7 separate regions of the Homo sapiens genome follow, and all the other regions are linked to region 1. The links are chromatin contacts, found by Hi-C or POLR2A ChIA-PET in ENCODE. All regions are on one chromosome and are shown on one strand. Each heading gives the region's core, a stretch centred on a gene start or an enhancer-like site at or near the end of the contact. The rest is flanking DNA. Distances are from core to core; before and after follow the strand shown.

What was found. Hi-C counts contacts between places; a loop is a spot of excess contacts on that map. ChIA-PET counts read pairs that join two places held with the same protein, here RNA polymerase II (POLR2A). Pooled maps may share reads with other maps.
Region 2: a loop to region 1 is called in a map of B cell, with 10 times the contacts of the local background. The contact joins the promoter of BICD2 here to the promoter of TSTD2 in region 1. A Hi-C loop is called at or near these places in 2 of 168 maps with a recorded cell type or tissue (B cell and CD8-positive, alpha-beta T cell) and 6 of 50 pooled maps.
Region 3: a loop to region 1 is called in a map of naive thymus-derived CD4-positive, alpha-beta T cell, with 14 times the contacts of the local background. The contact joins the promoter of CARD19 here to the promoter of TSTD2 in region 1. A Hi-C loop is called at or near these places in 1 of 168 maps with a recorded cell type or tissue (naive thymus-derived CD4-positive, alpha-beta T cell), 2 of 37 single-sample maps with no recorded cell type and 10 of 50 pooled maps.
Region 4: a loop to region 1 is called in a map of CD8-positive, alpha-beta T cell, with 30 times the contacts of the local background. The contact joins the promoter of FAM120A here to the promoter of TSTD2 in region 1. A Hi-C loop is called at or near these places in 1 of 168 maps with a recorded cell type or tissue (CD8-positive, alpha-beta T cell), 3 of 37 single-sample maps with no recorded cell type and 12 of 50 pooled maps. POLR2A ChIA-PET finds 5 or more read pairs at or near these places in 1 of 52 experiments (GM10248).
Region 5: a loop to region 1 is called in a map of endothelial cell of umbilical vein, with 16 times the contacts of the local background. The contact joins the promoter of PHF2 here to the promoter of TSTD2 in region 1. A Hi-C loop is called at or near these places in 2 of 168 maps with a recorded cell type or tissue (endothelial cell of umbilical vein and naive thymus-derived CD4-positive, alpha-beta T cell) and 8 of 50 pooled maps. POLR2A ChIA-PET finds 5 or more read pairs at or near these places in 1 of 52 experiments (T-cell).
Region 6: a loop to region 1 is called in a map of CD8-positive, alpha-beta T cell, with 5 times the contacts of the local background. The contact joins the promoter of MIRLET7A1HG here to the promoter of TSTD2 in region 1. A Hi-C loop is called at or near these places in 4 of 168 maps with a recorded cell type or tissue (CD4-positive, alpha-beta memory T cell, CD8-positive, alpha-beta T cell, lower leg skin and 1 more), 4 of 37 single-sample maps with no recorded cell type and 14 of 50 pooled maps. POLR2A ChIA-PET finds 5 or more read pairs at or near these places in 1 of 52 experiments (activated T-cell).
Region 7: a map of CD8-positive, alpha-beta T cell shows a loop between it and region 1 (14-fold over the local background). The contact joins the promoter of LINC02603 here to the promoter of TSTD2 in region 1. A Hi-C loop is called at or near these places in 3 of 168 maps with a recorded cell type or tissue (CD4-positive, alpha-beta T cell, CD8-positive, alpha-beta T cell and naive thymus-derived CD4-positive, alpha-beta T cell), 1 of 37 single-sample maps with no recorded cell type and 8 of 50 pooled maps.

Annotation. Positions count from the first base shown.
Region 1 is chr9:97,631,917-97,634,778 of GRCh38, reverse strand. It overlaps TSTD2 (thiosulfate sulfurtransferase like domain containing 2), which reads left to right and starts at 1,411. Exons shown (of 10, transcript NM_139246.5): 1 at 1,411-1,536. It overlaps NCBP1 (nuclear cap binding protein subunit 1), which reads right to left and starts at 958. Exons shown (of 23, transcript NM_002486.5): 1 at 864-958. The coding sequence starts at 897. RefSeq lists enhancers at 461-540, 98-933, 1,098-1,392, 1,161-1,490.
Region 2 is chr9:92,763,478-92,766,339 of GRCh38, reverse strand. It overlaps BICD2 (BICD cargo adaptor 2), which reads left to right and starts at 1,507. Exons shown (of 7, transcript NM_001003800.2): 1 at 1,507-1,835. The coding sequence starts at 1,596. RefSeq lists a silencer at 817-1,556.
Region 3 is chr9:93,094,916-93,097,777 of GRCh38, reverse strand. CARD19 (caspase recruitment domain family member 19) reads right to left here and starts at 1,561. Exons shown (of 6, transcript NM_032310.5): 1 at 1,426-1,561. The coding sequence starts at 1,432. LOC101927993 (a long non-coding RNA gene) reads left to right here and starts at 2,268. Exons shown (of 4, transcript NR_188444.1): 1 at 2,268-2,410; 2 at 2,764-2,862. RefSeq lists silencers at 1,204-1,313, 1,334-2,083, 2,104-2,413 and an enhancer at 2,524-2,573.
Region 4 is chr9:93,450,171-93,453,032 of GRCh38, reverse strand. It overlaps FAM120A (family with sequence similarity 120 member A), which reads right to left and starts at 1,348. Exons shown (of 18, transcript NM_014612.5): 1 at 644-1,348. The coding sequence starts at 1,117. It overlaps FAM120AOS (family with sequence similarity 120 member A opposite strand), which reads left to right. Exons shown (of 3, transcript NM_198841.4): 1 at 1-886; 2 at 2,434-2,554. The coding sequence starts at 324. RefSeq lists silencers at 459-638, 939-1,068, 1,209-1,738 and an enhancer at 1,319-1,868.
Region 5 is chr9:93,575,144-93,578,005 of GRCh38, reverse strand. PHF2 (PHD finger protein 2) reads right to left here and starts at 1,422. Exons shown (of 22, transcript NM_005392.4): 1 at 1,135-1,422. The coding sequence starts at 1,232. RefSeq lists silencers at 644-803, 1,394-1,693, 1,804-1,863 and enhancers at 1,964-2,243, 1,925-2,519, 2,520-2,862.
Region 6 is chr9:94,164,827-94,167,688 of GRCh38, reverse strand. It overlaps MIRLET7A1HG (miRlet-7a-1/let-7f-1/let-7d cluster host gene), which reads right to left and starts at 1,431. Exons shown (of 5, transcript NR_170278.1): 1 at 1,308-1,431. RefSeq lists silencers at 707-776, 1,007-1,806 and an enhancer at 1,502-2,066.
Region 7 is chr9:94,257,824-94,260,685 of GRCh38, reverse strand. It overlaps LINC02603 (long intergenic non-protein coding RNA 2603), which reads left to right and starts at 1,375. Exons shown (of 3, transcript NR_160773.1): 1 at 1,375-1,575. ZNF169 (zinc finger protein 169) reads right to left here and starts at 1,388. Exons shown (of 5, transcript NM_194320.4): 1 at 1,341-1,388. RefSeq lists enhancers at 1-576, 906-1,035, 577-1,223, 1,066-1,385, 1,224-1,869.

The DNA.
Region 1 (2,862 bases), core at 162-2,661:
ACACTCTCTTCAAAAAACAATACACTAAAATGTTAACAATAGAATTACTCTAAGTTTTACTTTTTTGGTGTGTGGATTTGTGTTTTTGACCGATTGTAAGGCTTATGTGTAATATAAGCATCTTTTTTTTGTTGTTGTTAAAACTAGAATTATTCCATCTTTATGAAGGCAACACTGATCTCCACGAGCACAATCATCCAAACGGAGATGGGAACCCCTGTTCTAACTCTCTCAGAGGCCTGAAGTTAGTTTTCTAGCACTCTCTCTCACACAAGGGAAATGCGCTTACGGCCAGTTCAAAATCTGCAGTAACCTGTGTCTGTTTATTAGGGACCTCTTGGGCGCAGGTAAGACAATATTCTTTCCCTGCAGCTTGAAAGAAGTGAAATCAACGGATAACCACTACCGGAACAGAGTTCAGACTGCAACTCATGAGATCTCTCAGTCCTTTCCTTCAGTGAATTCTTCCGAGCCCTTTTCAGGTGCAGCTTTGAAGGTTAAAACGAGACACTAGGACCAGTGGGTCCCTAAGAGGCGGCAGCACAGACACAGGTGTGCTTCCCTGCTCCGTGGTTTTACGGACGAAATTCTGAAGCATCCTTAGAGACCAAGGGTCTACCCATGGGGTTCACCAGGCCTTCTTTCCCGAGGATCGGCCCTTGACTCAAAGAACTGGGGCGGGGGAGAAGTCGCTTTCTAGAAGCCGCCCGACCACACCGCCACCATATTCTCCTCTTTCCCTCCGCGGCTCCCCGCACGTTCCCGGGGAGAAGAGCTTCCAGTCTCTTCCGTGGACACCCAAAGACGCCGAGCCTCGGCTCCCAACCGGGAGCGGCCTCCGTGGCCGGGCCGCAGGCACTCACCGTCGTTCTCGTCGCTGTGCCGCCGCCGCGACATGCTGCCCTCCGGTGCGCCGCGGAACCGAGAGGCCAGGCGGTAAGCGCTGCAGGAACTGTCTGGCCGCTGGCCGACGCAAGGACAGCTGCAAGGCGCGCGGATGGGCCGGCACGCAGGCGCACTAGCTCGCCACGGCCCCGGAAGCGCAGGAGAGGCCGCCGGGTGGGGCTAGGCGCTGCGACAGCCGGCGTGAGGAAGCTCAGTGGGCTACGAACGTCTGGCACACATGCAACCGCCCCCTCGGGCTGCCTCCGCCTGCCGGCTACTTCTTTCTCCCGCCTTCCGCTCTATGTCCTTCCGGGGCCACGCAGAAAGTGCCGCCGCTTTGGCCACTCAGAGCCCCCGGGCCGCGGTCGTCGTACGCCTGAAGGCGGGTCGTGCCGGCGGCCGCTCTAGTCTCCGCCTCCGCTCAGGCCGGTCCTCCGGGGCTTCTCAATGGTTTCCCGGTGGCCTCTCAATGGTTTTCCCGGCGGCCCTTGCGCCGACGCCAGGAGACTTCCGGAGCTTGGTGACGTCACGAGCGAGCTTTTCTACCCAAATACGCGGCGGGGGAATAGGCTCGAGGGCGGTGAGCAGTGACAATTGCTAGGCGGAGACAGTGCAGGGAAGAGAGACCTTAGAAAGGATCAGGACTGGCGGGTATGTGCTCATCTACTCCCACTTTCCGGCTTTTGCCGCCTTGGGAAAAGTGGGAGGAGAGGTTGGGCCAAGCTCGGCATGCGGGGTGGGGCCTGGGCGGGAGGCGGTGCCGCACGTGCCGCCCCTTGGTATGGAAAGGCCGGCCCTGACGCGAGCGTGCGGCTCCGGGCTTGCCGGCTGGCCGTCATTTTCCTTAAGTTGTTTGCTTAGGAAGGAACAAATGATTGTTTTAGTAATCTGTTTTCAAGGGTTATTGGGTACCTATATGCCTGTGTGTGAGCGTCCCCTCCCCTGATGTCTTTATGAGCACCATACTGGCTTATCTGCTTTGTCCATGGCCATCTGAAATTTCACTCTCCCGGCCTAATTCTCCTTCGGTCTTACCCATTTCAGTAAATGACGTCATCCGTCGGCCGCTTAATCCAAAAATTTAGAGTCTTTCTTAGCTCTTTTCCCTCTTTTTACATAACAATTATCTGTAAACCCTGCCTGCTCTGCTTTCAACACAAATCCAGAATCAGATCGTGTTACTGCTTTGTTTAAAAGTCTCCTATGACGGCCGGGCGGGGTAGCTAACGCTTGTAATCCTAACACTTATGGGAGGCCGACGCGGGCGGATCCGCTTGAGCCTAGGAGTTCAAGACCCACCTGGGCAACAAGGCGAACACCGTCTTTACAGGAAAAAAAAAAAAATTAGCTGAGCCTAGTGTTTGGCGCCTGTAGTCCCAGTTACTCGAGGGGAGGGTTGGGGGCCGAGGTGGGAGGATCCCTTGAGCCCAGGAGGTCGAGAATGCAGTGAGCGGTGATCGCACACTGCACTCCAGCCTGGGCAACAAAGTGAGACCGTGTCAAAAAAAAAAAGTCTCCTACGACTTTCCATTGCACACTCCATGCCATGGCCTGTGGGGTTCTACTTCTCCTCACTGTACTCCAACCACTCTTTCTGTTCTTACAATAAGTCAAGCTTGTTCTTATTTTAGGAACTTATACTATTTCCTTTACCTGAAGGTCTCTGGTTCTAAATCTGCGTGGCTGGCTCTTGGTCACTTAGGTCTCAGCTCAAATGTCAGGTCCTTAGTGAGGCCTTCTTTGGTTACCCAATCACTGTTTTATTTCATTCAACGAATATTATATTTATTAGCATTTAGCACCTCCTAGGTGCCAGGCAGAGTTCTGAATGCTGAGGATGTAGAGGTGAACAAAGGAAAACCCCTGCTCTCTTGGCGCTGATATATTCTAACGACCCATTCAGGAATACCCACAAATAGTGCCATCATAGGTAGTGAGCAACGGGAGAGTGGTAGATGAGATCAGAGAGGTAGGGGG
Region 2 (2,862 bases), core at 258-2,757, 4.9 Mb after region 1:
TGTGCACTGCACTCCTCAGAAAGGTCAATCAAAGGAGACTCAGGAAACCTGACGACTGAATGCAACTGGATCCTGGACCACAAAAACAATACTGAAACTCTCCAGTATGGTGTTGGGCCCTCGTGCAATTAGAGTGTGGACTGTGCATTAGATAGTGTCAGTACCCTGTGTGCTGTGATTTCTGCTGTCATGGCTTCTTTCTAATTTGGTCTTGAGGGAGAGTGACCATAAGCCAAGATAGCCACTCTCTAGGAGAACCGAATGGGTGTGGGGTTCAGGTGAGATACAATGAGAAAGTAAAATTAAAAGGTACAAAACAGAAGGAATTTATTATTCTTAGGTTCCGGAGAGGTTAGGGATGCCTAAGAGAGGCGGACAAGCAGATGGAGAGGGGCAGTGAGAGACGGTGGGAAGGAAGGGACTATGGCTGTGCTAGGGTCCATGGAAATCATCCTTTAGGATTTCCCTTGGGGCCTGTGGACTGGCTAAAGAAAATACGAGGGAAGGGTGAACTCATCTGCACTGATACTGGCCATTAGGTGCTATGGCGGTCAGCGGCTGTGGGGTGTGTTGCGCTTTAGGTCAATGAGATAAAGAATAAACGAGTTATCTCACACACCACCATATACGGAGAAGTGTTACCTACGCCAAGGCGAAGGGTACGACTGGCTTTCAAACAACTTAAGTCAGGCCTAAAAATAGATGCGGAGACAACAATTATATTTACCACGTTTATGACCCTGTATTAATGGAAATGTCTTTATTCCCAAGAAATAGACCTTGAAGGACTGAGGGGCGGTGCTGAGGTTCCCGCTGGCCCCTGGGCGCCCCCTGCTGGCCCGTCCTCCTCCCGCCCCCAGACGTCTGCACAGAGCATGCGTCACACCGTCCACGGGTTTCCAGCAGCAGCCGTTCACCCGCGCTCTCGGATGCGCTTCTAGCTCGTGGCCTCCCGGGCTCTGTCCGCGTTGTTCGTCCCACGGTCGGGAGCCCAGTCCTGCCGCCCCGCACCCGCCTCCCCCTGGGGGTTCTCCCGGCAGCCGTCTTGCCACCCCGCGTGGCCGCCGGCTGCCAGAGGCACAGGGGAGCGCGAGGCCCGGCGACCGAGCAGTGTCCCCGGCTCTGAGTGTGGGGAAGGCCGCGGGGCCGCGCCCACTCGACCGCCGTCCAGGGGACTGCAAGGCGCCGGTACATCCGGCTCGACGCTGGCGGCGCAGGCCAATCACGGACGGGGACGGGTGGGCGCGGGGCTGGACGGGTTTTGTAGTCGGTGCGCTAGCGGGACTACTGTCCCCACAGCCCCCTGGGCCACATTGGCGTCAGTGGCTGCGCCCGAGGGCCCGCCCCTCACAGAGCATGGGCCAATCATAGCCGGGGGCCGGGCGGGCGCCGGGCATGATGGACCTTGTGGTCGGAGCGCAGGCAGGACTCCAGCCCCCAGCGGGCCCCGCGCGCCGGAGGGGAGGAGCCGTGCGGCGGCGCGGGCGGGCGGGCGGCCGTCGGGGCAGGGCGGCGGCGGCGGCGGCAGCGGCGGCGGCTGAGGAGGGCCCGGCCTGCGAGAGCCTCAGTGGGAGCCGGCTCAGCCCTCGGCCACCATGTCGGCGCCGTCGGAGGAGGAGGAGTACGCGCGGCTGGTGATGGAGGCGCAGCCGGAGTGGCTGCGCGCCGAGGTGAAGCGGCTGTCCCACGAGCTGGCCGAGACCACGCGTGAGAAGATCCAGGCGGCCGAGTACGGGCTGGCGGTGCTCGAGGAGAAGCACCAGCTCAAGCTGCAGTTCGAGGAGCTCGAGGTGGACTATGAGGCTATCCGCAGCGAGATGGAGCAGCTCAAGGAGGTGAGCCGAGCCGCCCTGCCCTGCGACCCCCGCCCGGCGCCGGGGCCTGTGGGCGTCGTCCCTGGCACCAGGGCGGCCAAGGTCAGCTTGCCAAGCGGGGGCCGGCAGGGGTGGGCCGCCGGGGCGGAGGGGGCACGGGCAGTATGTGGGAGTGGGCCCGGCCTTGGCTAGCAGGCCGGTGCCGCGGCCGTTGCAGACGCCGCTAATGCAGGGGTCCGGGCGCCTTGTCGCCTCCTGCAGCTGCCCGCCTGCTTCTGTGCGGACCTGGGCGGCCCCGGCGGGGCGGGGCTTCGTAAGGGCTGATGCTTTGCGGTGGTCGCTGTTCCGGGTGTGTCTGAGTGTGGGGTGGGGTTGGGAGGGCAGTGGCTGAGCCGGGAGCTGAGGCCACGGATGCTGGTGACCCGCTGGGAGAGGCCGAGGGTGGGCCTGGGTCTGGGTGGCTGCGGCTCTGTCACCTTCAGAGAAAGCACTTCCCCTCTCTGGGCGCAGCTACTTTCGGAGCGTTTCTGCTTCTTTCATGAGTGCCTCCGAGGTGGGGAAAGGTCGTGGACAGCGGCCTAAGTGAGTAGGGGCTCGGGGTTGCACGTGGAGGTTGCCCCTGGCATGGGTCCCCCAGTACCCTTGCCCCAGGCCCAGCGCTGTGTCCTCATGGCCGGGATTGCGCTCCCACCAGCTAGCATGACTTCCCTGGCCCACTTCCTGTCCAGCCCCGCTTCTCGGGCCCTTCCCCTCGCTGTGGCTTGCTGTGTTCCTCTTGGACGGAGACCTCAGTGGTCTGTGTCATTCCCACTGGGGGGAGAGTAGGTTAGACCACCAGGCTGGTCGAGGGTCTCCAGGCGGCAGGGCAGCGGGAGTCTTGGACAGTCCTTCCCCAGCTTCTCTTCTCCCGTTCCCTGACTCCATAGCGTTGTTTGCAGGAATTGCTTTCTGGGAGGATACACCAGGGTTTGGATCCAGGCTGTGCCCCTTGCTAGTGATGTGGCTTTGGGTAGAGGCCCTCCGTGAGTCTTAGTTTCCCCCTCTGCAA
Region 3 (2,862 bases), core at 312-2,811, 4.5 Mb after region 1:
AGCTCCAGGGTCCCCTTATGCAAGGAAGCTTCCCTGACAGGCAGAAAGGGACAAAGTCCCTTTGTGCAGGAAGGCTCCTTAATGGACAGCAAGGCCTCAGGCTCTGCCAACACCCAGTCCCTGGGACAGGGCTCCCTGGAGACCAACACAGCTCTGAGTTGTGTCCCACGCATTCTGATGAACTCACTAAGGGAATTACGGAATCCCAGCCTGGGCAGGGCACAATTTAAGACTTTGTTTCCCCATCTGTACACAGACGAGATATTCCAGGTGTCCCCATCTGATCATTTTCAAACAGGAATCACCCAACACAGGGTCCAATGCACAGTAAGTGCTCAGAAATGAGAGCCACAAATAAGAAGAGTTAGAAGGGAGGACAAAGGGGAGCAGGTGGCAGCTGGGGTCTCTTGTGGCCTAGGCTGGAAGTCTCTTCTGGCCTGGTGTCCTGGAAGTCATCAGTTTCCAGCCCATGAGATCCTATTTGTGGGCAGGACCTAGGCTGAGACTCAAGAGAGCGAGCACCGAGAGAGGACTAGGGACTTCTGGGGCTACCCTGAGCCCCTGAGCCAATTCTGCTCCATGAAACAGAACAGTAAGAATGAAGTGTAGCTTCTGGGAACCCCCATACTCCCTGGCCGGGCTGCCATGGGGTCCCTTACCAGCCCATCACCCTCATGGGGCTTCTCCAACAGGGGAAGGTCCACAGGGCAGAGTCACCCTGTTTGGGATCAGGAGGATGGTGGGCAGGTCCCCAGACCAGAGAGGCCCTGGGGAGGAAGGCTGGGCTGGGGCCACTAGCGTGGAGCACAACAACCTTGGGGGGTCCAGTCGCTGTCCCCGATTCTCTTAGAACTAAACAGGGGCAAGAGCGTCGTGGACCACCGAAGGAGTCTGGGAGACTCCAAGAGTCCCACAGGAATCACATGCCGCCGAGGAACGCATCGCCTGTCCCGCGACCTCGCTGGGGTGGTTGTAAGGATGGAGCGTTGTTTCCGTGGCCAGAATCACAGCAGGACCGCTGTGAATTCTCTCCGGTGTCATTTCTACCACCTCCTACTCTTTCAGACCAAATTCCCCACCACGGGACACACACACATTGGCAGTGGCTGAGCCCAGACCGCGGCTGTGCAGCCCCACCCTGGAGCTGCCTTGTAGCCCCCGCCCTCTTCGGGCCCCGCACCTGGCCACCACCCATCATGCCCGGCACCGCCTCGGCTGGCACGGCCCCGCCGGGTAGAAGCCCCGGGACACCCACCACTTCGCGGGGGTGCACTCGCGCACCACCGACAGCTGACGGGCCAAGGTCACTCGGCCCCCGCTGCCCAGGCGCGGCCTGCAGGCGACTCGCAAGGCAGCCGGACCCCCGGGCCGGGCCACCCATCCAGGGCGCCCGCATCCCTGCCGCCCAGCCGACCCCGTGCCCACCTGTCATGGCGACGGACACAGCGCCGCCCGCAGTCCCCAGCGGTCTGCCCCGCCGCGCGTCCGCCCCTCGGTCAGCCGCCCGGTCCACCAGCTCCAGCGAACGCCGCCCGCGGGCCGTGCTCGCCCGCCCCTTTTGGCTAGGCCAGCCCCCCGGCTTTGGCTGTGTAGCCTCGGGGACTCTAAACCCCGCCCTTTGACGAGCCCCGCCCCCTACCGTTAGGCCCCGCCCCTTCCGCGCCCGCTACGGCTCCCCCAGGGCTCTAAACTCCGCCCCTCTCACTCGAGTCCCGCCCCCTTGCCGTCCTGGGATAGGCCGCTGCGAGGATCCTGGAGCCTTGCCCCTCACTCGAGCCCCGCCCCCTCCGGCGTCGGCTTCCGCCTCTCCCGGAGTTCTGAGCCCCGCCCTGCACCTGAACCCCGCCCCCTCCGACGACGGCTTCCGAGCCTCAAGGAACCCCCCACCGGGCCCCGCCCCTTACTCGAGCCCCGCCCCCCTCCGTCGTCGGCCTCCGCGCCTCCAGGGGCCCTGAGCCCCGCCCCTTCCTGCTCTGCCATGCGACTGCGGGCGTGGGCGGGCGACTGCGGGCGTGGGCGGGCGCCACCGGACTCCCGCCCCTCCCAGCGTCAGTTAAGACGCCGCGAGGGGCCCAGAGTCCCTCCCCTCGCTGGGCCCCGGTCCCGCCGGCGTCTATAACGCCGTCGCAGCGGCCTTTAACCCCGCCTCTCACTCGAGCCCTGCCCGCGTCCAAGTCCCGCCCTCAAGGCGGCCTCAGCTACGACCGCCGCGCGCCTCCCTGGAGGCGCCCGCTCCTGCCCGGAGCCCTGCCCGTCTTGGGCCCGCCCTTCCGGGCCCTGCCGCGTTGAGTGGCGGAGTCGGGATCCAGGTGGCCCGCCGGCCGGCTCAGTCCACCTCCCCGCTCCCGGCCTCGCGCCCCACCCCTTGGATGAGAAAACTGAAACTGAGAGGGGACGTGACTGATCCAACGTCATACAGAAAGTCAGGCCCTGGGGAGTACAGGGCCAGGCCTGGGGCAAAAGGCCGGTGGGCGTCCAGTACGCCACAGGGACCAGCCAAAGGAGGCAGTGCCCAGTGATGCTTTCCCAAATCCAGGGGAGAAGGACTCAACGGTGTGACCTCGCTCGGCGGGGTGGGGGGGGGACACCTTCTTGGGGGACCCCAGTCCCCCACCTTCAAAAGAAGACACTAGCTTGACAGTGTGACCCGAACTAGAGAGGTCACTTAACCTGCCTGAGCCTCAGTTTCCTGGACTGTAAAATGAGTGACCTTGGGCCAACTCCACTTCCCTCCCGCTTTCCTTCCTGCTTTCCCTCTCGTAGGCCTGGCATTTCCAGCTCCGGAGCCCGCCACAAGAAGCTCCTAGCCCCACATGATGTGAATGCACTGGGCCCCAGCCAGGAAGTGGAGACCCGTGAAGG
Region 4 (2,862 bases), core at 99-2,598, 4.2 Mb after region 1:
ATCTAACACAAAAAGCCATAGAAAGATTCTCTAAACACCCTGTACTAAGAGGAACACGGACAGGGCACTGCGTTCTGAAGTAGAGGCCAGGGCACTGGCCCTTAGACACGTCTCGCTGTCACCGGGCTAACAACATTGGCAAGGGCGGCGGCAGCAGCACTGATATTTGCAGCCCCCAAGGGCTCTGGCGAAACCCCCTCTATTACTCTGTATCCTGCCTGCTTCCAAGATGAACCTGTTGCTGGGAAAGAACAGGCTAAATTAGAAAAGGGAGTATTTTGTCAAAGTTGAAGGTGAGTGATAGCCTGCCCGCCTCAAATAGGATGGGAAAAACTAAGGATATTGGGGATGATGACACTGTCGCCTCCGAATTCTGGTCCGGGGCTCTCTCCCAGCCCTCAAGTGTCCCCACGCGGCCGCGGACCCCGAACAGGGACAGCTGGAGACGGGCTTGGGCAGCGCGCGGCCTGCACCCGCGGCCATCCATCTTGCAGCCCGGCCCGGCCAGGCTATCCCGGGCAAGGGCTGGGGGAACTCGCTGCCCCCAGCGCCGCCACGGCCGGGCGACATTCTGCGCCCTGGGAAGGGGGATAGGGGTGCGGCGCGGCCCCGGTCCCCGGCCCGCCCGGATCCCCGGCCTCACCTTGACGTGGAAGCGGATGAGCGCCAGGCGGATGCAGTGGGCCATGCAGACGGGCGGCAGGAACCAGACCTTTGGCGGCGGGGTGCCCTTGTTCTGGACATGGCTGACGATCTGCTGTGCCGTCTGGCGCTCGTTGCCCTGCCGCTTGACCCACTCGTGCAGCCGGGCCTTCTCGAGCGCGCCGTTGAAGAAGACGAAGAGCTCGATGTTGCCGCCGAAGCAGGCCTTGGCCAGCGCCGCCAGGTAGCCAAGCATGTGGTTCCACTGGCCGCCGCTGACCCAGTCGGTGTAGAAGCCGCCGTAGAGGCGGTGCAGGCAGTTGTCGGCGTCCACCAGCAGGCGCAGCGGGGTCTGCGGGGGCCGCTGCCGCCCGCCGCCCACCAGGCTGCCCCGGGCCAGCTTCTGCAGCTCCACCGGCACCACGGCGCTCGGGCAGTGCTTCTCGATGTAGTCCTGGAAGCCCTGCACGCCCATGGCGGCGGCGGGGGCGCGGGCGCGGGTGCGGGCGGGGGGCGGCGGGGCCGGGGGTGGTGGGGCCGTGGCGCGCGGGCGGGCTGGCGGGCGGGGGCGGCGGCCTCTAGGGGGGACTGGGGCGGGTCGGGGGCGCGCTCATGGCCGCCGCGGCCGCCATGTGCTGCCGCCTCCCAGGGCCATGTCTGGGGAGGGACCTGCCGCCGCCGCCGCTGCCGCCGCTGCGAGGCCGAGGCCGAGGCCGAGGCTGAGGGCCGGGGCGGGGCGGGCGGGCGGCGCTGACGTAGCGGACCCGCCCGGCGCGGACGCCGCCCAGGCCCGCCGGCTAGCAGGCGGAAGAGGCGGCGCCGGCGGGACGCGGCTCGGGGCTCCCGGAGGCGGCGGCGGAGGCGGAGGCCCGGAGTTGGGCCGGGACGGGATCCGGGAGGCTTCTGAGCCGGAGCAGGCAGCGCCTGGAGGCCAGAGGCCGTTCGCCCGCCTCAGGCCGGTCGGCCGCCGCTCCCCTCCCCTGCGCCCTGTTCCCGGCAGGGCCAGAGAGGCCGCCGCCTCCGCCCGGTGGTTCTCGGGCGAAGGGAAGCCGCGAAGCAGGTCCTGGGGAAGAGCTCGCCTGCTCCTGAGGGAAGCAGCGATAAGATGGCGCTTTGAAGGGGAGCCGAGGCCGAGTCACTCTGTTCGTCGGGACGCCGCCTTTCTAACGCCGCCGTCGGCTCGCACCACTCTGGGCCTGCTGCCCACACTGACTGCGGGGTCCGGGAGAGCGGGATGCTGGCCGGCCGCGCCTGGCTTCTTGGAAAGAGCAGGAAGGAGCGCGAGAATGCAGTTCCGCGGCAGGTGCTCATCCCAGCAGCTTCGGGCTCTCGGTTGTGGTTTTTACACCTATGACAAATGACATGGCCAAACACACCATAATGTCTGAAGGTACAGGTAGCCCTAAGCGCCTGCTCGTCACGGAAGAGACTGTCTTGAGAGCACAGGTCTGTTGCAGCGTGGGAAAGCCTGCGTTACCACTGCGCAATGGCTAGACTGAAACGTGCGCCTTTGCAGTGGATCTCCCAGCTCTTCTGAGGGAGAGGGATTTGAATCTTGTTGCTTTAGTAGCATCTTCTGGAAGGAGGTCGTTTACGTAAATTCTGTTCCAAAGCTCTGTCGTAACTGCTTCTAAAATGAGGTTGATACTGTATGTATATTAGGCTTGCATAAAACATTTTCAAAAAGAGATTAATGTCTTTCAGAATATAAATTTAGAAACCCAGCACTCTAAAAGTTTTAAAGTGCCGCTTTTACTTACCTTCATCTCTCCATTTGTTCTTTTTTTGGAGAAACCTCTGTAGAGGAGCAGGATGCAACCGACAGGCTGTGGCCGGACAGCTGCTGCCCAGCACATGGAGCCTGCACGCGCACGGTTTGGCCAAAGAAGCCCCCATACTCCCGGTGAAAAAGGCAAGTTGGATTTTTCTGCTTTCTTTTCTGATACCCACCTCAAATGCAAGCCAGTATCATACGTACATAAATTAAATGCTGCTGGTATTTTAGGAAGTTACATTTAAAAGCAGGCTGACAAGTTATGCCACTCACCTATGCATAAAATTAGTCACAAAGCCAGGATGACATGTTATCTAAAAATAATACAGGCCAGGTGCGGTGGCTCACGCCTGTAATCCCAGCATTTTGGGAGGCCGAGGCGGGTGAATCATTTGAGATCAGGAGTTCGAGACCAGCCTGGCCAACATGGTGAAACCCCGTCTCTA
Region 5 (2,862 bases), core at 173-2,672, 4.1 Mb after region 1:
ACCACCACACACCCCTCTCTTTCCCCCGGCTGCTTGCTGCCGGTGGTTTGGGACTGGAGCCCCAGAGGGCATACAGCCCTGGCCAGCCCCGGGTCCAAACACATCCCACAGGCAAAGTCAGATGCAAGAGAACCTGTTGGAGCAGTTTGGGCAACACTGTCACCTCCTCTTCCTCCTCCTCCATTTACTTCTTGGTGGGAAGGGACCTGCCCTAGGCATGGGGCCAGGTCATGGCCATCGGCAAGGGCCAAGAGGGCGGGGGTTTTCAGTGTCTCCAAGCGTTACCTCCTTCCCCCCTCCCCATCTTCCTTAGGGAGCATAAGATCATGTCAAAACCGGCGTTCCTGCCGGGAACGGAGAGGAGAGAAACGGGGAAAACTGAAGGCCAGGGAGGAGGTGGCAAAGCCACAACAAACCCCCCTTACCCAACTCACAGACACTATTCTGTCACCGCACTCCTGCCCGCGGACCTGCAGGCCTGCCGGGTCTAGCTGCTCCGCGGGGGTCCGGGAGGGGTCCTGCCCTCGGGGACAAGGTCCAAGGGAGCTCGCCGGCCACGGCGGAGGGTGGGCGCGCCGGCTGCCACCTCGCCGGAGCCCCCACGGACTCCCCAGCCCTGCCGGAGTCGGAGCCCGCCACTCGCGCCTCTCCCGGGACCCGCGCCGGGCTGCGCGCCCGCTTCTCCCGGCCCGGCCAACCCCGAGCCCGCGCGGGGAAAGTTCCTGCAACTTCGCAGGGGGGAGGCGGCGGGGGCTCCGGGCCTCGGCCTCCCTCCGGATGCCCGGCCTCTGCGGCCGCCGCGACCCAGCTGACAGGCGGCCCGGCCCGGGCCTGGAGCCCCAACTTCCCCGCGCCCCGAGCCCCGAGCCCACCTCCCGGCCCGCGGGCCTCGCTTTGTGCGCGGCGGCCAGGGGCGCCCAGCGCGGGCCCCGTGCTTGGCGCCCCCGCCCTGGGCACAAAAGGGCGCGCGGCCCGGCACGGCCCAGCCCCGACCGGGGCGCCCGGAATGCGGCGGCGGCGGCGGCGGCCCGTCCCCGAGCCGGGCCTGCGGGCGCGCAGCCGGGGGCGCGGGGCTCGGTCGGGCAAGGTGGCCGGGCCGGGCCGGGCCGAGCCGAGCAGCCGCCGCGCGCTCACCTGCCGTGGAACCAGTCCTTGCAGGCGTCGCACTCGATCATGAAGCGGGTAACGTCGTAGGGGAGCCGGCAGACGCAGTACACGGGCACCGTCGCCATGTTGCCGCGCCGCGCCGCCGCTCGGCCCCGCCGCTGCGCTGCCCGGGTCGGTCCGGGCCGGGCCGGGGGCCGGGCCGCGCGGGGGCGGCGGGGGCGGCGGGGCGCAGGCGGCGCCGCGGCCGGGAGGGGACGGGGACGGGGGCGCACGACAGCCCCCGCGCGCGCTCCCGGCCAGGCGCGTCCACACAATGCCGGGCGCGCTGGCTGGAGGGGCCGCGCCGGGAGCCGCCCGCCGGCCCGCGGGGCTCAGGGCGCTAGTGTGCGCGGGGGACGGGCCGCGCGCGGGACACAAAAGGGAATGGACGCGCGGGGGCGGCGGGCGGGGAGCCGCGGCCCCACCGAAGGGACCCCCGGCCGCCGAGCGGCCTCTACGTCAGCGCCCCGGGTGGCGCCGCCTCCGCCCGCCGGCCTGGGCCGCCGCTCCCGCCGCCGGGAAGGCGGGCTGGGGAACCCTGCGGGGGAGAAGGTGGGTTGGGGGACCCTGCCGGGGGAGAAGACGGCCGGGGGGACCCTGCCGGGGGAGAAGGCGGGTGGGGGGATCTCGAAGGTGGAAGATAGGCCGAGAAGGGCCCCCAAGGCTGAAGGTAGACCCAGGGGTCCGCGGGCGCGAAGGTGAGCTGGGGGAGCCTTGAGACTGAAAGTGGGGTGGGACCCCGGGGAGAAGGTGGGCGGGACCCCGAGGATAAGATAAGTTGGGGGAACCCGGGCAAGGCAGAAGGAGAGACGCGGGGTGCGGGAGTGGAGCCCGCAGGAGAGCCTTCCTAGTCTAGAAGGCCGACAAGCAAATACTTGGCCCTAACTTTCTTCTGACCCCCACCACGGTGGGGGTGTTCCTCCTCCTCGGCCGCGCTGCCTCCCTCCGTTCCCCACTGAGTTTCTGGTTGGGACACCACTTCCTCTTTCCCCTCATTTTCGGCTGGGGACTGCCGCCTCCCTCGCAGGATCCCGCGGACTTCCCTGATGCTCAGCCCCAGAGGAAGAGGACAGAAGCCCGGGCCGGGAGTGCGCTGGCACGGGCTGGTCAGCTCTGTTCCCTGGCATTTGAGCCCCCCAGGCCCGTGACCTAAGGGGCCGGGCTGGTCAGCTCTGTCAAGAGAGAGCTCCCTGGCATTTGAGCCCCCCAGGCCCGTGACCTAAGGGGCGAGGAGTATGGGAACCCTGGCCCCCGTGTCCAGGGAACTGAGCCCCCACGGTGGGGAGGAGAAGCGGAGGTGCGCTCTGAGGGGTCACTTGCACGCGTTCTAGAGGAGGACTTCCCTGCCTCGCCAGCGCTGCATCCTTGGGGCATCCGCGCTGGGCAGGGGCCACATCCCTGCCCGCCCTTCCTCCCTCACCCTCTTTCTCTCCCCATCCTCCCTCAGCAAAATCCGCATCGTGCTGGGAAATGTGGGCCACCCCTGCTCGGAATTCCAGAATCTCCGGACAGGAAACCTGGCTCAGTCTCCTAGCAGCATCCATGACAAGGCTCCTTAGCCCCTCAGCCCCTCACCATCACCGCCCACCTGCAGCTGCCAAGGGGCCGTTTGCTCCACCGCAGGCGGCTCAATTAAGGTCCTTCCTCCTACTGAGCCAAAATCTACCCTCAGAGTCAGCCACCCACCCCCAACAAGTGACCCCGTGGATACAGACT
Region 6 (2,862 bases), core at 182-2,681, 3.5 Mb after region 1:
TACACATACTTCCCGAATATACAGTAAATAAAACCAGACCCCGCCAAACACCAAAAGAATTCTGGATATAAACAATTATTTCCTAAACTACACATAAATTTGGAATTTGACATTCAATGTTCTTATACTTCAGGCCAACAGAAATAAATGCAAAGGAATGCCACATGATGCTTTAACTTTAGGAACTGTATGCCAAGAAAGCAGTATTATCAATGAAGTTAAAAAGCAAAACTCAACCAGTCTCCTGATTTACCTCAAAATTTTAACATTCACTGTCTTCCCTGCCTTTTTCCTGTCTGCCCGCCCTCTCGTTAGTCAATTTTTTAAAAACCGGTAAGTTGAAGAATACATACCATTACCTCTGACACAGAATCTACTGTAAAAAGTTGAAAGACCGAAGGGCATTACTGGCCAAGGACATACAGGTTACCACATTCCTCACACTAGAGCCCGCCCGGGAAGTTTATTAGCAAGCCTTCTGAGAGGCACTCGGTTCCAAGAGTTTGCAGCGTCGACTCAAAAGGCCAGCGCTGTTTCCGGTGACACCGAGTCGCAAATCTCCAAGCCCCGTCCCCCGGGATACGATTTCCTCCCGCTCCCGCGTTCCCCTCCCCCTCGCCAAGGACGGCTGCCGCAGCGGACCTCCAGCCGCAGCAGCTGCTTCAGGAAGGGAGGCTGCACTTGGCCGCGGGGAGCAGGGGCATGCAGCCAGCCACGACTCTCCCGCCCTCCCCGCCCGCGCCTTCCCGCCCTGTCCCCCCGCCCCTCGCACTTCCTACCTTCCCTCCTTCATCCCAACCCCCAAGGCCAAGGTCTCCCCGGCCCACAAACTTGATAGCGGAAGTGACGTCAGAGGCACCTGGCGGCGCCTACAACCAGTCACGCCACAGTCAGAGGCGGCGCCGGCCAACAGGCGCCGGCCGGAAGGCGGGCCTTCCGCCCGCCCCAAGTTTGATTGAAGCGGGGGGAAGGGCGGGGTAAGGAATGTGAAGAATGACCCCCCCTCCCCCGCCCTGTCGGTGAGGAGCTGGGCGGGAAGCGGAGGGGGTTGGAGCCGGCCCCGCGGCGGCCACGCGGCACCCCTCCCCCGTGCCCCGAGCGCCCGCGACTTCCGCTAGCAGCCCGCCGGCCCCCCGGGGCCACCCGCCCGCTGGAGGGGGCAGGCCGCCCCACCAGTCCCAGCCCGCGTTAGCCGGACAGGCGCGGGCCGGCGCACGGCTCTCCCATTCTGCCCACCCGCTGCCGCGAGTCTCCGCGAAATAAAATGGCGACGGACCCGCGCTCGCTGCCGCGTCCGCCATACCCACCTCGCGCTCGCGGAGAGGGCCGTCGCGGCCGTGGGAATGCCCCGGCCCTCGCGCCCGTCGCTGCCGGGAGAGCACCGCGCCAGGACCCGGATGGAGGCGCGGGCGGGCGCCGCCGCGGCGGCCTGAGGGAAAGCAGCGCGGTCGCCGGGAGGCCGATGCAGGGGCGGGCGCCGCGGAAAGCGCGCAAGCCCATTGGTGAAGCCGTCTGATTGAAGTGCGCGTCGCTCTTTCGCCTTGGCCTAGCTGAGCTCGTCCGTCCCCTCACTGGAGGGCGGCGGCTGGGCCCGCCTCGCGCGGGGTGGCCACCGTGGGGGAGGCGGGTCTGGCCCGCCCACCAATACCATCTCCTTCTTTCCTAGTGGAGGGCTGAGAGAGTGGCGGGGGTGGTGTCCTCCAGGCCCTGCCCTTTGCGCGTGATGGGCTGGCTGTGTCACGTGGCCGCTGAACGCGCTGCCCGCGGGGCGGGGCGGCTGCTTTGCTCCCTCAGGCTCCTGGGGGCAATTTACACGTGCGCGACCCGGAAGGTCCGAACGCTGTCCAGCGTGCAGCCTCTGGCTCTTTTCCGTCAACTGACCCTGTTCCCTCCAGGAGGCCTTGGCCAGGCCTCCTGGAGTTCTGTGCCTCAGTTTGCTCATCTGTCAAATGGAGGAGTTGTGTCCGCCCAACCTTTTACTTTTATTCCTTGACGTTTTGGGGTCTGAGGGTTTTTTTGTTGTTTGTTTTTTCGAGACACGGTCTCTCGCTCTTTCTCCAGGGCTGGAGTGCAGTGGCGTGGGTCACGGCTCACTGTAGCCTCGACATCCGGACTCTAGAGATCCTCCCACCTCAGCCTCCCTGAGCTTTTTTTTGTTATCTTTTCCAACCCATGTTTTGAAGATTTTTGTCTTCAAATGTTTTTCAAAGCAATCCTTGATTTTGTTGTTTTAAAATTAATCCAAAGCCCAGTTCCTCCATCCCCATTACAACTTTCACATGCTAGGACTCTGAAATCACTAGTTAAGGTGTCGTTTGAGGTCTCTGCCAGTTTTAAGATTTTATGGCTGGGAACCGCAAGACCTGGGCTGTAGCTCTGCTTTTTGTAATTCATTGTGACTTTGTGCAACACTTTTAAAAAAGTGGGTCCTTGTCTGTAATAGAACTATGGGAAATAGTACTTGACATGCTGTACGTTTACATTTATGATCTTAGGTGGTGGTATCAGCTCCCCTTTTAGCACTCATATTAGTGTATGCAATAAGTGCCAAAGGAGTTTGTTTCGTTTTGTTTTTAATGGGGACTTTATTTTGTGAGCTAAAGTGAACAAGAAACTAGAGGGGGGGAAACTTGAGCTTAAGCCATGGGTAGGATTTGGGGAGGACTTCTTGAGGTTAGAAGATATATTGAGAAAGGAGAGAGCAGGCCCCAGAGCTAGATCGAGTACAGTTCAGGGGAAGAGTGTGGTTATGCTGCAGGGGATGTGGAACTCTTCAAGGGCAGAAACTGTTTTGTTCCTGTCTATGCCAAGTACCTAGCACAGCAGTAGGGTAGGATTAAATGATATCTAATAATGATGAAG
Region 7 (2,862 bases), core at 126-2,625, 3.4 Mb after region 1:
ACCCATGCTCCCGGAAGGGTCCCCAAGTCCGAGGGAGCCACACAGCTGCAGAAGCCGACAATCTGGATACAAGCACGCCCCCATGCAACCCACAACCCAGGGATGTCTAACTCCAGGCAAGCCCTTCTCAACTCACCAACTTGGGTCCCCAGGCCCCAAGGCTACTGACCCGAGTCGCACGGCCCTAGCCGTCCCCCCCCCCACTATCAAGACCAAGTCTGGATGTCTACCCACAAACAATCCTCCCCCACAAACCCGGGTCCTAGTGGCCAAGCTGCACCATCACCACCACAGTGCACCAGCCATCCACAAGAGCCCTAATAACTGGACTGAGGTTGGGCACGGTGGCTCACGCCTGTAATCCCAGTACTTTGGGAGGCCGAGGCGGGGGGATTACTTGAGGTCAGGAGTTCGAGACCAGCCTTGCCAACATGGTGAAACCCCGTCTCTACTAAAACACAAAATATTAGCCGGGCGTGGTGGCGTGCGCCTGTAGTCCCAGCTACTCGGGAGCCTGAGGCAGGGGAATCACGCCACTGCACTCCAGCCTGGGCGACAAGAGCGAAACTCTGTCTCAAAAAAACAAAACAAAACAAAAACCAAAAAATTAGCCGGGCGTGGTGGCGGGTGCCTGTAATCCCAGCTGCTCGGGAGGCTGACGCGGGAGCATGGCTTGAACCCGGCGGCTGGGGTGGGGCGCGGAGATTGCAGTGAACCGAGATTGCGCCACTGCACTCCAGCCTGGGCGACAGAGAGAGACTCTGTTTCAAAAATAAATAAATAAATAAATAAAATTTAATAAATAAACAAATAAACAACCCGACTGATGCCCAAGCCGCGTGCCTCCCACTAATGGGGAAGTTTGCTCCAACCGAGGATATCATGTCCTCCAAAGGCACATTTGCTGGCCCAGAGACCTCCGAGGCGCGATGGTGGGGAGGGGATGGCGGGATACTAGTGGCAGGATGCTGTCTGGGTACCCCAGGCAGAGCCCACTCAGCGGCCCCCGAAGTACCGGGGACGCACCTGCGAAGTAGCTCGGGAAGTCGGTCCCAGGCCTGCACTGGCCCCTCCAGGTCAACATACTGGGCCCAAAGTCCCGCCAGAAGCACGCGACAACGCCAACGCCCCCTCCCCACCAGAGGACCTCCGCCAAGACCTCTCTCCGGGGTGGACCACGCACGCCCAGACCCCACAGCCGAAACTCAAAACACCAAGGAACATGTGGCCACGACATGGACTGCCCATGCCAGCTTTCCCGACCTTCCTTCCAGTGGAAGGCCCGCGAAAGCGGGGACCACCTCCGGGCTAGCTCACCAGAACTGTGAAAGGACACTCACCACGCACCAGGCGACGATGCCGGAACGCGGAAGTACGCGAGCCGGACTGCCCCTGGGCACGGAACTACACTACCCAGACTGCCACGGGGCGCGCAACTACCCTACCGTGGATGCCCTGGAGCGAGGGACTACAACATCCAGAATGCTGCGAGGGGCGGGACCGCAGCATCCAGGAGAAATTGTGAAAAATCAGAAAGTAAAATCTAACTTTCGGGTCTATGAGAAGGGTGGTCAGGTGAGCAGTAAGTCTTCTTTAACTTTTTATACGGTCCTTCTAATTTTTTTTTTTTTTAAAAAGATGTTACATGTCCTCCATCCTGCAAATTCACACCTGTGATTGTACACCCCTGAACTTTATCTACTTACTTATTTTTTGAGAAGGGGTCTTGCTCTGTCGGCCAGGCTGCAGTACAATGGTGTGATCATAGCTCACTGCAGCCTCAAACCCCTGGCCAAGCAATCCTCTCACCTCAACTTTCTGAGTAGCTGGGAATACAGGTGCATAGCACCACACCGGGCTAATTTTTTGTTTTGTTTTTTAGAATCTGGGTCTCGCGGCCGGGCGCGGTGGCTCACGCCTGTAATCCCAGCACTTTGGGAGGCTGAGGCGGGCGGATCAGAGGTCAGGAGTTCGAGAGCAGCCTGGCCAATGTGGTAAAATCCCGTCTCTACTAAAAATACAAAAATTACCTGGGCGTCGTGATGGGCGCCTGTAGTCCCGGCTACTCAGGAGGGTGAGGCAGGAGAATCACTTTGAACTCGGGAGGTGGAGGTTGCAGTGAGCCAAGATCGCACCACTGTACTCCAGCCTGGACAACAGAGTGAGATTCCTTCTCAAGGGGGAAAAAAAAAAAAAAGAATCTGGGTCTCGCTATGTTGACCAGGCTGGTCTGGAACTCCTGGCCTCAAGCAATTTTCCCACTTCAGGCTCCCAAAGTGCTGGGATTACAGGCGTGAGCCGTCCTTGTGGCCCAGGCTGCCTTTCGAGTTTATTTAGGGCCCTCTAGCCAGAGGTGGTGAGATTGGCAGTAACTCAAATTCCAACTGCTGGGATAGGTGATTCTCCTCGGGCTAAGGCTGGTGTAAATACTCCCTCCATGCGTGAGAATCAGCTGTGTTTGATCCAGTTTTGCTTTCTGGTATAACAGGGCAGCACTGAGTTCAATGCAATGTCTCATCATTGCTGTGCTTGCCGTCTCCCAAGAACATAGATTCTCTCTCCGCACCACAGAGCCACTGCTGGGGGATGGGTCAGGGGCATTGGTGATTCAAGACTGTCTTTCCTACCTTTTCAGTGCCTCTTTCAGTCATATGAAGTAAAAACCAGGTACTGCGAGTGCTTACCTGATTTTTGGTTCTTGTGAAGGTGCTTTTGTGTGTAAATAGTTGTTAACTTGTTTTTCTTACAAGGGGGAATGATCAGTGGAGCCTTCCATTCCACCATCTTGCTCCACCTCCCACCCCCATGTTTTAAATGACAGTGTGTATGAATGTACTTCTAAAAATGCCAAAAATACTGGGG